Regions from separate parts of the Homo sapiens genome. Here all the other regions are linked to region 2. The links are chromatin contacts, found by Hi-C or POLR2A ChIA-PET in ENCODE. All regions are on one chromosome and are shown on one strand. Each heading gives the region's core, a stretch centred on a gene start or an enhancer-like site at or near the end of the contact. The rest is flanking DNA. Distances are from core to core; before and after follow the strand shown.

Region 1 (3,051 bases), core at 1-2,500, 1.1 Mb after region 2:
TTCTCACTTGATTATATCAGCTGATTTAGACACTTCCAAAGCAAAGGCTGACGCTGATTTTAAACAAATAATGGGCTGGCAATGGTATTCTTCTTTCCTCTTTTTAACTTCGTTATTATGTGGAAAAAACAAATGTCCAAAGCAAAAGGGGAAGGAATAAAAACTAGTTCGCGTTCCACAATAATACGTTTCAAAGAGACTTATAAGAATTTGTTCACTCTTTTGGCCAAAACTGGAGAAAAGGGAGGATAAAATTGTAAATTTCTAATATCCGATGTTAGACCTCAGTAACCTTTTTTTTTTTTTAATAGAAGAAAGGGTGAGGGGGAAACAATCTGCCCACGATACGCATGGGAAGCAAGCGCTAGGTGAGACCGGCAGGTCCTGGGAGGGCCTGGGCCAGCCCTGTCCCCGGCGCCCCCGCTGCGGCCTGGTGTGGCCCGTGGGCCCGGCGTCCCAGGCGGCGGAACTCTGCCTCGGCGGCGCCTGGGGACTCGCTCTGCGCGGAGGTCAGGCCGAGAAACGCGGCCAAGGCTCCCGAGGGCTCCACCCTCCCCTCTTTCACTCCCTCCCCTTGGCGGTCCCCTGAGGGAAACAGGCGGGGCGCATCGCTCAGAGACAAGCTGGGGGGAGTTGAGTCCTCAACGAAAAAAGCTCCGCCGCCTAGAGTGGCGGCCGCGGGTTATTAATAAACTCCGCTTCTGCCCAGACGCCGCTACCGCGGCCGGCCCATAAAATCGGCAAGGCCTGCGGCGGAGGCTGAGCAGCGGGAGCCGGAGCCCGGGCCCAAGCGGGCCCGCGCCGCCGCGCTGAGGGCGGCGGCCAGGCGGAGAATAATGCACACTGGGTAAAAACACATTTATATACGAACCTCCGAGAAAATTTTCCAACAATTCCTTCGTCCGACCACCATGCACCAGGACAGGAAACAGCCGTCCGGCCCCCAGGCCCCGCAACCCGCATAGTGTGTCTGAGGCCCGCCCCCAGCTTCCATTGGGCTGTCATTACATCACTCACAGGACGCTTCCGGTTTTCCATTGGCCCACGTTTGGTCGACGCGAAAGAAAACCGCCCTAGCCGCGCCCACTCAACTGACGTCAGCCAAGCCTGACTTTACAGCCCGCCCCTGAGTGGCTCGCGCAAAGTGCAGAATCAAAGCTCCTGTGTCTGACTGGTTGACATAACCGCTTATCCCAGACGGACCCCGCCTCACTGACTAGCGAGTCATACCGATTCTGGGGCCCCAGCGGGAGGCGCCATTTTGTAGCGAGGGAGGGAGGCTGGTCCTTGTGATTACCCGGGAGGGAGCCGGGGTGACGAGCGCCATTTTCCCCACAGGGGCGAGGAGGCGGCTTTGGTTCTCCCGGTGGGCTTGCCGGAGTGCGTTCTGCAGACCAGAAGGGCTTTGTCTGGCGATTGCTGAATGCTCAATAGCAGCCTGCTGGGAGGGAAGTCGAAGGGAGAAATAGGACAGAAAGAGAGACCTGACCTCTCCCTGGAGGCTCTCAGTGTCGGCCGAGGCCCTTGGTCTTGCTCTAGGGCTCTGCATTCCCGAGAGCTGCTGTATGCCGGGGATTGGCTTCCAAGCCTGCCTGAGCTTCTCCAGTCTCCCGGGCATCGCCATGCGGTGGGAGGGTGAGCCTTCCTCTCCTGCTGAAATTCCGGCGGCTTGGCAACCGGCCGGGGGGTCTTGGATTCCTCGGGGAGACACCACTGATGCTTTGTGGTTTCACGTAATTTGGATTTAAAAGTTGAAGGCGTCAGAAATGGTTGTCGCTACGGTCTTTTGTATGTTCTTGTGTTGCGAACTAATAAAGGAAAGTCAAAAGGGTGGGAGAAGCATTCAGTCTGGTTCCCTAAAGTTACTAAGAATGGATACAAATTAGTTGTGGCCGTTGCGGTTAATGCTTCTTGTAGCTCTTAACCCAGCCCTTTCTAAACCTTTGGATATACTTACTAGTCAGTTCCGAAGGTACTCAGTACAAATTTGCGTTGGCGCACCAGGCCGACTAAAGATGAGGTGGGTGTATTAGACTCAAAATTTCTTAAGTCGGCCAGGGGGTAGAATTGAGCTACCAAGAGAATGAGAGACTACCCTGTTGTAACAGATTTGGATCGCGCTTAGAAAAACAGGGAGAAAGCTGGATGATGTTCAACTTAATGTCTTGCATTTCAGACGATTATCGAATGGACGGGGATAAATAAAAACGATGTTACAGATAGCCCTCTAAGTGTGGATAGTAAATATTTTGATTTACAATTAAGCCTACCTTGAGGTGCAGGCCCTAACCAACGGATAGTTGAGTAATAGGGGCCTAGACGCCAATGGAAAGAAAATGGGACTTTAAGCTTTGTTTGAACATATATTCTGTTAATAAAGAAGTTTAAATCAGTTCGGATTACTGTTTTTTGTTTGTTTGTTTGTTTTTTGAGACGGAGTCTCGCCCTGTAGCCCAGACTGCAATGCAGTGGCACGATCTCAGCTCACTGCAACCTCCGCCTCCCAGGTTCAAGCGATTTCTCCTGCCTCAACCTCCTGAGTAGCTGGGACTACAGGCGCCCACCATCACGCCCGGCTAATTTTTCTGTTTTTAGTAGAGACGGGGTTTCACCATGTTGGCCAGGCTGGTCTGAAACTCCTGACCGCGTAATCCGCCCACCTCAGCCTACCAAAGTACTGGGATTACAGGCGTGAGCCACCGCGCCCGGCCCGGATTACTTTTTAAGCCCTTAAAATAAAAGTGTCACATATAAAAAATGGATTAGGTGGCCGGGCGCGGAGGCTCACGCCTGTAATCCCAGCACTTTGGGAGGCCAAGGCGGGCAGATCATGAGGTCAGGAGATCGAGACCATCCTGGCTAACGCGGTGAAACCCCGTCTCTACTAAAAATACAAAAAATTTAGCAGGCGTGGTGGCGGGCGCCTGTAGTCCCAGCTACTCGGGAGAATGAGGCAGGAAAATGGCGTGAACCCGGGAGGCGGAGCTTGCAGTGAGCTGAGATTGCGCCACTGCACTCCAGGCTGGGCAACAGAGCAAGATTCCGTCTCAA
Region 2 (2,970 bases), core at 74-2,573:
TCATTGACCAGAACTTCCAATACAATGTTTAATTGAAGGCAATTTTTACAGAGTAATATTTCTAACTCCCAGGCCCGGATTAGGCTGAACTATGGAATCTTGTTGAATTTGATATCTTTTGGAATTTATTAAATCATTATTTATACTTCATTTTTAAGCTTTTTCCTTTTCCAGTGTTCAAATATTCATCAAATGTTCAAATATTGAACAAGTACCATGCTGGCTGTCAGGGAAATAATGGTGCACAAACAGGCATGGACCTAGCGCTAATGAAGTCTTACCGTACTACCGAGGCAGTTTAAAACAGGAATTAAAAACACAGGTTCAGGGTTCTGTCTGCTTGGGTTTGAATCTGGCTCTGCTCCTTAATGGTTGTTTGACCTTGGAAAAGTTAATCGACTTTTCTAAGCCTGTGTCTTAGTGAAGGTATTAATAATACCTACTCACAGGATTGCTGTGAAGATTAAACGAATTAATACCTTTAAAGTCCTTAAAATACGGTTTGACATATAGTAAATGGTCAAAGAGTATTATTATTAGAGGGAAGAATTAGCTCTTCACAAGGTGAATCTACAAGTGACTGGTGAAGGAGGGGTGTACAAACAAGAAACATAAAAACCAGTTTAACTGCTAAGCATAGAGGCAGCAGTGTCAGCTGTACCTGGGTTAAAATCCTTGCTCTGCTGTTTATTGTCTAGGCAACTTTGACCAGACGACTTAAACAAGAGCAATGCCCGTAAAGTGCCTAGTGCAGTATTTGGCACACAACAGATGCTTAAAAGACAGCAATTACTGATTCAGACGTCCCGCAGAGCAGTAATATCACTAACATGTGCTCATCATCATATCTATCATTTATCAAAGCTCAGGATTTTGAACCTTGTAATTACTTTTCATACATTCTCTTATGCTTAACAACTCGGCTAGGTGAACACAATCCATTGCCTCATAAAGAAACAAGATGACCTTTGTGTATCTATCATCAGTGGGGAGGCTGGAGGTCTGGGAAGTGGTACCTTGGAGCCCAACTGTTGACCAAACCAGGGCTCTCAGTGCGGCCTTGGTCGCCAGCGGGGCGCTCCACTTTCCGCTCCGGAGATGGCACCAGGAGAGATGGGAGTCTGCCAGGCTGTTTCCATGGCCACCTCATGAAGCCCCTGCTCCGGGAGCGTGACAGGCGAGACTCTCCTTCGCCGCCACCTCTCGTCTCAGATGACCATCTGGGCTCGAAAGCCCTCAGGAGCTGCGGAGCGCGGGTCGGTAGGGGCGCTGCAGAGGAAGGTTGGGCGCCGTCTCCCGGCAACGCGCGGGGGGCGGGGCTTTGCGTCACAGAGGTGCGACCGGGTCCCGGCCTGAGTCGCGGCCACCCGCAGGTCTGAGCTGTGGGCTGAGGCAGCGCAGCCGCTGCCGCAGGGTGCGCGATGCCTTGAACCTGGGGTGAGCTCCGCGGCGCTGTCCTTTCGTGTTTCCCTTGCTAGCTGCTCCAGGACTCTGGGTCTGGGAAGAGAAACCCCAGAGGGCCCTCCGCTGCCGAGCCAGGCTTCCGCGGGGAGACAGGCCTAGCCCCGCCGCCCTCCCCGGGCCTCGGATTGGGGCGTGGGGACGGCTGGGGAGGCCATTCTATTGACGCCCGTCTTCTGCCCGGCGGGTTCCAGTTGCCCGGGGTGGCGGTGGCTTGTCCCGCCTCGGGGTGGTTCTGAGGGACCCGGAGAGAGTTTTTCCTTCTCTATCCCAAAACGGTTGTTTGAATATTGCCGCCGGCTCAGTCATTCGGCCGCCGGACTTAGCTGTTGGTTAAATGTCCAGGTGCGCTTGAGGAGGGGCTGAGGCGGCGTAGCCAGAGCGAGCGCTAGGGTGGCCCGCGGGCTCGGTCTCCGCCGGGCTGGACACCCAAATAAGAAACCTTTTGCCTGGGACGATAGCTCAGAAATAGCCACGTCGATCTACTTAGCCAGCCCCACACTTATGAATTGGCTTAGGCTGCTACCCTTCCCAAAGGTCTTTCCTTGTCAAACTAGCTGCTACCTTGAGACCCGGCTAAGAAAAGAACGTTTTCTTGCTAATAATAAGAAGGTAGTGATTACACAGCAGGAGCAGAAGGCTTCTGTGTTAGCTTTTGAAATTATTCCTTCAGTTATTTGTCTCGGCGTTACAAAATGTGGATTTACGATTGTTATTGAAATCGATCCCTATGCCCCTTATTAAAGGTAGTGTACCTTTTATATTCTGACACTGTCCTATTTAGCGGTGCCAGCTAATTCAGTTCTTGCCTCTGGCATATATATAAAGCTGCTGGAACACTTTCAATTGTTTATAATTCTTACATCTTCAGCACGAATTTATTCGTTTTCACTCCCTTCTGCCCATTCTTCTTGCTATAAAATGACCTCTACCCATTCAGAATTTTGTCTGGGGGCATGAGCTGCCACCGGCCGACGATCCTAAATTAGTCACCTCCATGTCGAAGTCACCCGTCTGAGAAGTGATGCTTTCTGAATTCAGAGCTCAAAAATAGTATGGATTTTTATCCTTTTCTTTCACATTGCCTGACTTCAGTTTCTAGAACTTTTTCTCAAGAATATGACTATATGTTTCAAAAATTAATATTTGTCATTTGGTGTAAATGAACTTTATATTCGATGTGTGTAGCCTGATCCTTCTTGGTTCCCATCTAAATACAAACACGCTTTCCTTCCCAAAAAGGCAAGGGAGGTCCAGAGAGAATTCTTACAAGTCTAATATGCTTTTTCCAATATGAAATGCATTTAGTAAACACACTGTTACTGTGAGAAATCCATATTCTTAATCTCCTAGTACGGCACTCTATCCTTTTGTAGTTTCTCTCTCCTTCTCTCTCTAATATATATGTATGTATCTTTTTCTGATCAAGATCTTTGATTCTGGAACAGGCATTCTGGACTCTATAGTGACTCTGGCCTAATTATTTCACTATGTATCTATATTAACTTG
Region 3 (3,305 bases), core at 216-2,715, 1.2 Mb after region 2:
CCTGTAGTCCCAGCTACTCAGAGGGCTGATGCTTGAGGATCCCTTGAGTCCAGAAGTTCAGATCCAGCCTGGACAATATAGTGAGATTCCCATCACTTAAAAAAACAAAAAACAAAAAGACAAAGCCCCTGCCTTAAAGCTTATATTCTAAAGGTGGAGGCAGACAATAAACAAGTAAACAAATAGTTCACAGAATTAATTGCTTTTAATGACTATGAAGGAAATAAAATGGGAGCCAGAAGTAGGCAAAGGATGTGTACATAAAACAGTTCAATTGAATGGGTTTCCCATAATTTACTTAACCATTTTTATTTAGTGTTGGATTTTTATATTGCTTTTAGTTTTTCACTGTTATACTAATACAGAGGAATTATTTATGTTTATTTTCATGGAATAATTTCCTACAAATGTAATTACTGAATAGAAACAATCAGGATTTTTTTTTTTTTTTTTTGGGACGGAGTCTTGCTTTGTGGTCTATGCTGGAGTGCAGCGGTGCAATTTCTCACCGCAACCTCAGCCTCCGGGGTTCAAGCGATTCTCCTGACTCACACTCTCGAGTAGCTGGGATTACAAGCCATCATGTCCAGCTCATTTTTGTATTTTTAGCAGAGACGGGGTCTCATCTCACCATTTTGGCCAGTCTGGCCTCACACTCCTGGTCTCAAATGATCCGCCCGCCTTGGCCTCCCAAAGTGTTGGGATTACAGGCTTGAGCCACCGCGACCGGCCTCTAAGTTGCTTTCAAGAGGTAACCACGGTGAGTAAGCTGAATGTGCTCTGAGGGGTAGAAGCAGAAAAAGTTACCTGTGGAAAAGGCATGTTTCCGCTTAGCTTAGGGATAAGCTAAATGTAGAGCTGACTTGGGTTTAGTAGTAAGGGGCAGCAGCTAATGCAAAACCGTTAGCTTTGGGAACAGGACAACCTGGATTCTAAGCCCATTTTTGCCATCCTGTGATCTTCACAGGTTGTACGTAGCCCTCTCTGAGCCTTAGTTTCCTGAAATTCAGGTAGGTTTTGCTCAACCTTTGTATTTCCCACCATCTTTTAGATCAAGCACTCTCTGGCGCCTCCAAATTGAAGACAGCAGCTGCGGAATTGATGTAATGGGCTGAATCAGCCTCAGCCGCGAAATGCCGACTAATCACAGGCACCTCCGGCGGCCTGGACAAAAGGTTTGAAGTCCCTGGGACCGCACTTCCGGGTAATTAAGGCTACGCTTTAGACGCCAGGGCCAGCGAGTCGCAGCCGGGTGACTCGAGTGCCGCGACTGCGCATGCTCTCGCCCCAGCGCCCGGCGGCCACCTCTTTCCCGCGGGCGGGCCGGGGCGGGGCACTGAAGGGGGCGGTCCAGGACCCTGACTTGTCTCGCGGTTACTGGGCCGGCGCGAGCACGCGAGGCTCGGGGGCGGCACGGGGCGGGGTTTAGCCTGTGGTGGGCGCTGCGGGTGTTTGCAGGAGGTTGCAGTACTCGCTGGGCTGAGGTCGTCTCGGGTGAGGAGGTCGCGCCGGAAGTGGCTCTAGCCGTGGCGCTTCGGCGTAGTAAGGAGCCTGCAACAGAGTTTTGTTGTTTAGGGGGCGCGGCACCGCACCGCTCCCTTCACCTTGCAGCAGCCATGGCGAAAGGCAGAGTCGCCGAACGATCGCAGTTGGGCGCTCACCACACGACCCCCGTGGGGGACGGGGCAGCGGGGACGCGGGGTCTCGCGGCGCCTGGCAGCAGAGACCACCAGAAGGGTGAGTGGGCCCGGGGAGCAGAGCTGGGGGTGGCCCGAGGCTTCTGTGTGTCGGGTGGGGAAAAGGACCCCCGCTATTCTCGGAGAGTCGCGGGGAAAGAGGGGGGCCTGCTGGCGCCGCGGCGGGAGCAGAGACCGTGGGGGAGTTGGGCTTGGGCGCTCGCGCAGCACAAGGCCGGACGCCGAGTAGGTGCGTTGTAAATGCTGTTTGAGTAGAATTCATTTAAAAGAAGGGATGACACTGGCTTGTTGACGCTCAGGTAGATTGTAAGGTTGATGATAACGACGCTAGGCAGAGCTGGAAGGAGCTGTACTGTGGCATTCGCTGCGTTGTTTTTACAGATGAAGAAACTGAGGCCCAGTGTGGGTATATGACTTATAAAGTCATAAAGCCAGATCAGTGAAGTAGTAGTTAGGAGCGAGGACTTAATACTTCCAGGTGGCAGTACACCTGGGCTTGAGTCCCTGCCCTACTGTTTACTTGGAACCTTGGACTTGGTAACTTTCAAAAAAAGCTCAGTGTCTGAACTGTGAAATGGGGATAATAATAATATCTACTTAATAGGTGGTGCGTGGGTTAAACGAAATAATTCACGTAAAAGATTTAGAGCAATGCTTGGATATGAAGTGGGGGCTAAATAAATATTAGCAATTACTTAGTTACAGCTAAGGTCACTCATTCTAAAGTTTATTTCCCCACTACATCATCCTGACATTTCTCACGGCTTTATTTTTGGTTTTTGTTTTCTCTTTATTCCTACTGCCTCTATAATTGCAGAATCTCACGGCTTTAAATATTGTTTTAAGGAAAAAACTGTACGTAGAAACTAAATACTTTGATTCCGTGTTGGCCTGGAATCGTTCTTTAAATGATTTTAAAGCTCATAAACTTAAAGTGATCCTAACAAGTTTGTCTGTAGCTCACATAGGTGTGTTCCACCACCAGTGATGGCTAGGAGAACTTCTAAGAGTATGTAGTAGAAAATGTTAATGTATTTTCAAATAATTTAAAATGTCTCCAACAGTCTAATTTGGCTCTGTCAGCCTTATGTTTTTGGGTATTTTTCCAGCTTATATACACTGGATCCAGGTGACTTCATATAATTTCAAAAACTGAGAAATGAATCGTTGTTAATGTATAAATCAGCTCTGAATAAAAGAAAGATTGTTTTGAAGACTCTACTACTGAGGGTGACAATATTCCAAGGTCTGGGTTTCCTGAAAAAGTGTTCCAGATAGGGCATCCCTAAAAATTGACATCTCATTTGAGGTAGCAGCCAGTTGTATTCATGATTTTTACCTAAAGCTATTCAAAAAATAAAACCTTGAAACTTCCAAAGTGCTCTTACTTTTTAATCTTATTTTATCATTACAACAAAACATTCAACACAATTATTCTTTTTTTTTTTTTTTTTTTTGAGACGGAGTCTCGGTCTGTCACCCAGGCTGGAGTGCAGTGGCGCAATCTTGGCTCACTGCAAGCTCCGCCTCCTGGGTTCACGCCATTCTCCTGCCTCAGCCTCCCGAGTAGCTGGGACTACAGGCGCCCACCACCACGCCGGGCTAATT

Evidence for each region. A loop is a pair of places that touch in the nucleus more often than their neighbours do. ChIA-PET counts read pairs that join two places held with the same protein, here RNA polymerase II (POLR2A). Pooled maps may share reads with other maps.
Region 1: a loop to region 2 is called in a map of natural killer cell, with 16 times the contacts of the local background. The contact joins the promoter of ZNF143-AS1 here to the promoter of IRAG1-AS1 in region 2. A Hi-C loop is called at or near these places in 3 of 168 maps with a recorded cell type or tissue (B cell, CD8-positive, alpha-beta T cell and natural killer cell) and 8 of 50 pooled maps. POLR2A ChIA-PET finds 5 or more read pairs at or near these places in 1 of 52 experiments (CD4-positive, alpha-beta T cell).
Region 3: a loop to region 2 is called in a map of naive thymus-derived CD4-positive, alpha-beta T cell, with 13 times the contacts of the local background. The contact joins the promoter of TMEM41B here to the promoter of IRAG1-AS1 in region 2. A Hi-C loop is called at or near these places in 1 of 168 maps with a recorded cell type or tissue (naive thymus-derived CD4-positive, alpha-beta T cell) and 7 of 50 pooled maps. POLR2A ChIA-PET finds 5 or more read pairs at or near these places in 1 of 52 experiments (B cell).

Annotation. Positions count from the first base shown.
Region 1 is chr11:9,458,897-9,461,947 of GRCh38, reverse strand. It overlaps ZNF143-AS1 (ZNF143 antisense RNA 1), which reads left to right and starts at 1,250. Exons shown (of 1, transcript NR_036539.1): 1 at 1,250-2,392. It overlaps ZNF143 (zinc finger protein 143), which reads right to left and starts at 936. Exons shown (of 16, transcript NM_003442.6): 1 at 872-936. RefSeq lists a silencer at 343-552 and enhancers at 1,323-1,402, 1,463-1,562, 1,653-1,732, 1,932-2,567.
Region 2 is chr11:10,539,589-10,542,558 of GRCh38, reverse strand. It overlaps IRAG1-AS1 (IRAG1 antisense RNA 1), which reads right to left and starts at 1,323. Exons shown (of 4, transcript NR_046375.1): 1 at 1,017-1,323. It overlaps RNF141 (ring finger protein 141), which reads left to right and starts at 1,372. Exons shown (of 6, transcript NM_016422.4): 1 at 1,372-1,437. RefSeq lists an enhancer at 1,187-1,296.
Region 3 is chr11:9,312,753-9,316,057 of GRCh38, reverse strand. TMEM41B (transmembrane protein 41B) reads left to right here and starts at 1,465. Exons shown (of 7, transcript NM_015012.4): 1 at 1,465-1,737. The coding sequence starts at 1,617. RefSeq lists a silencer at 1,126-1,475 and enhancers at 1,241-1,756, 1,757-2,274.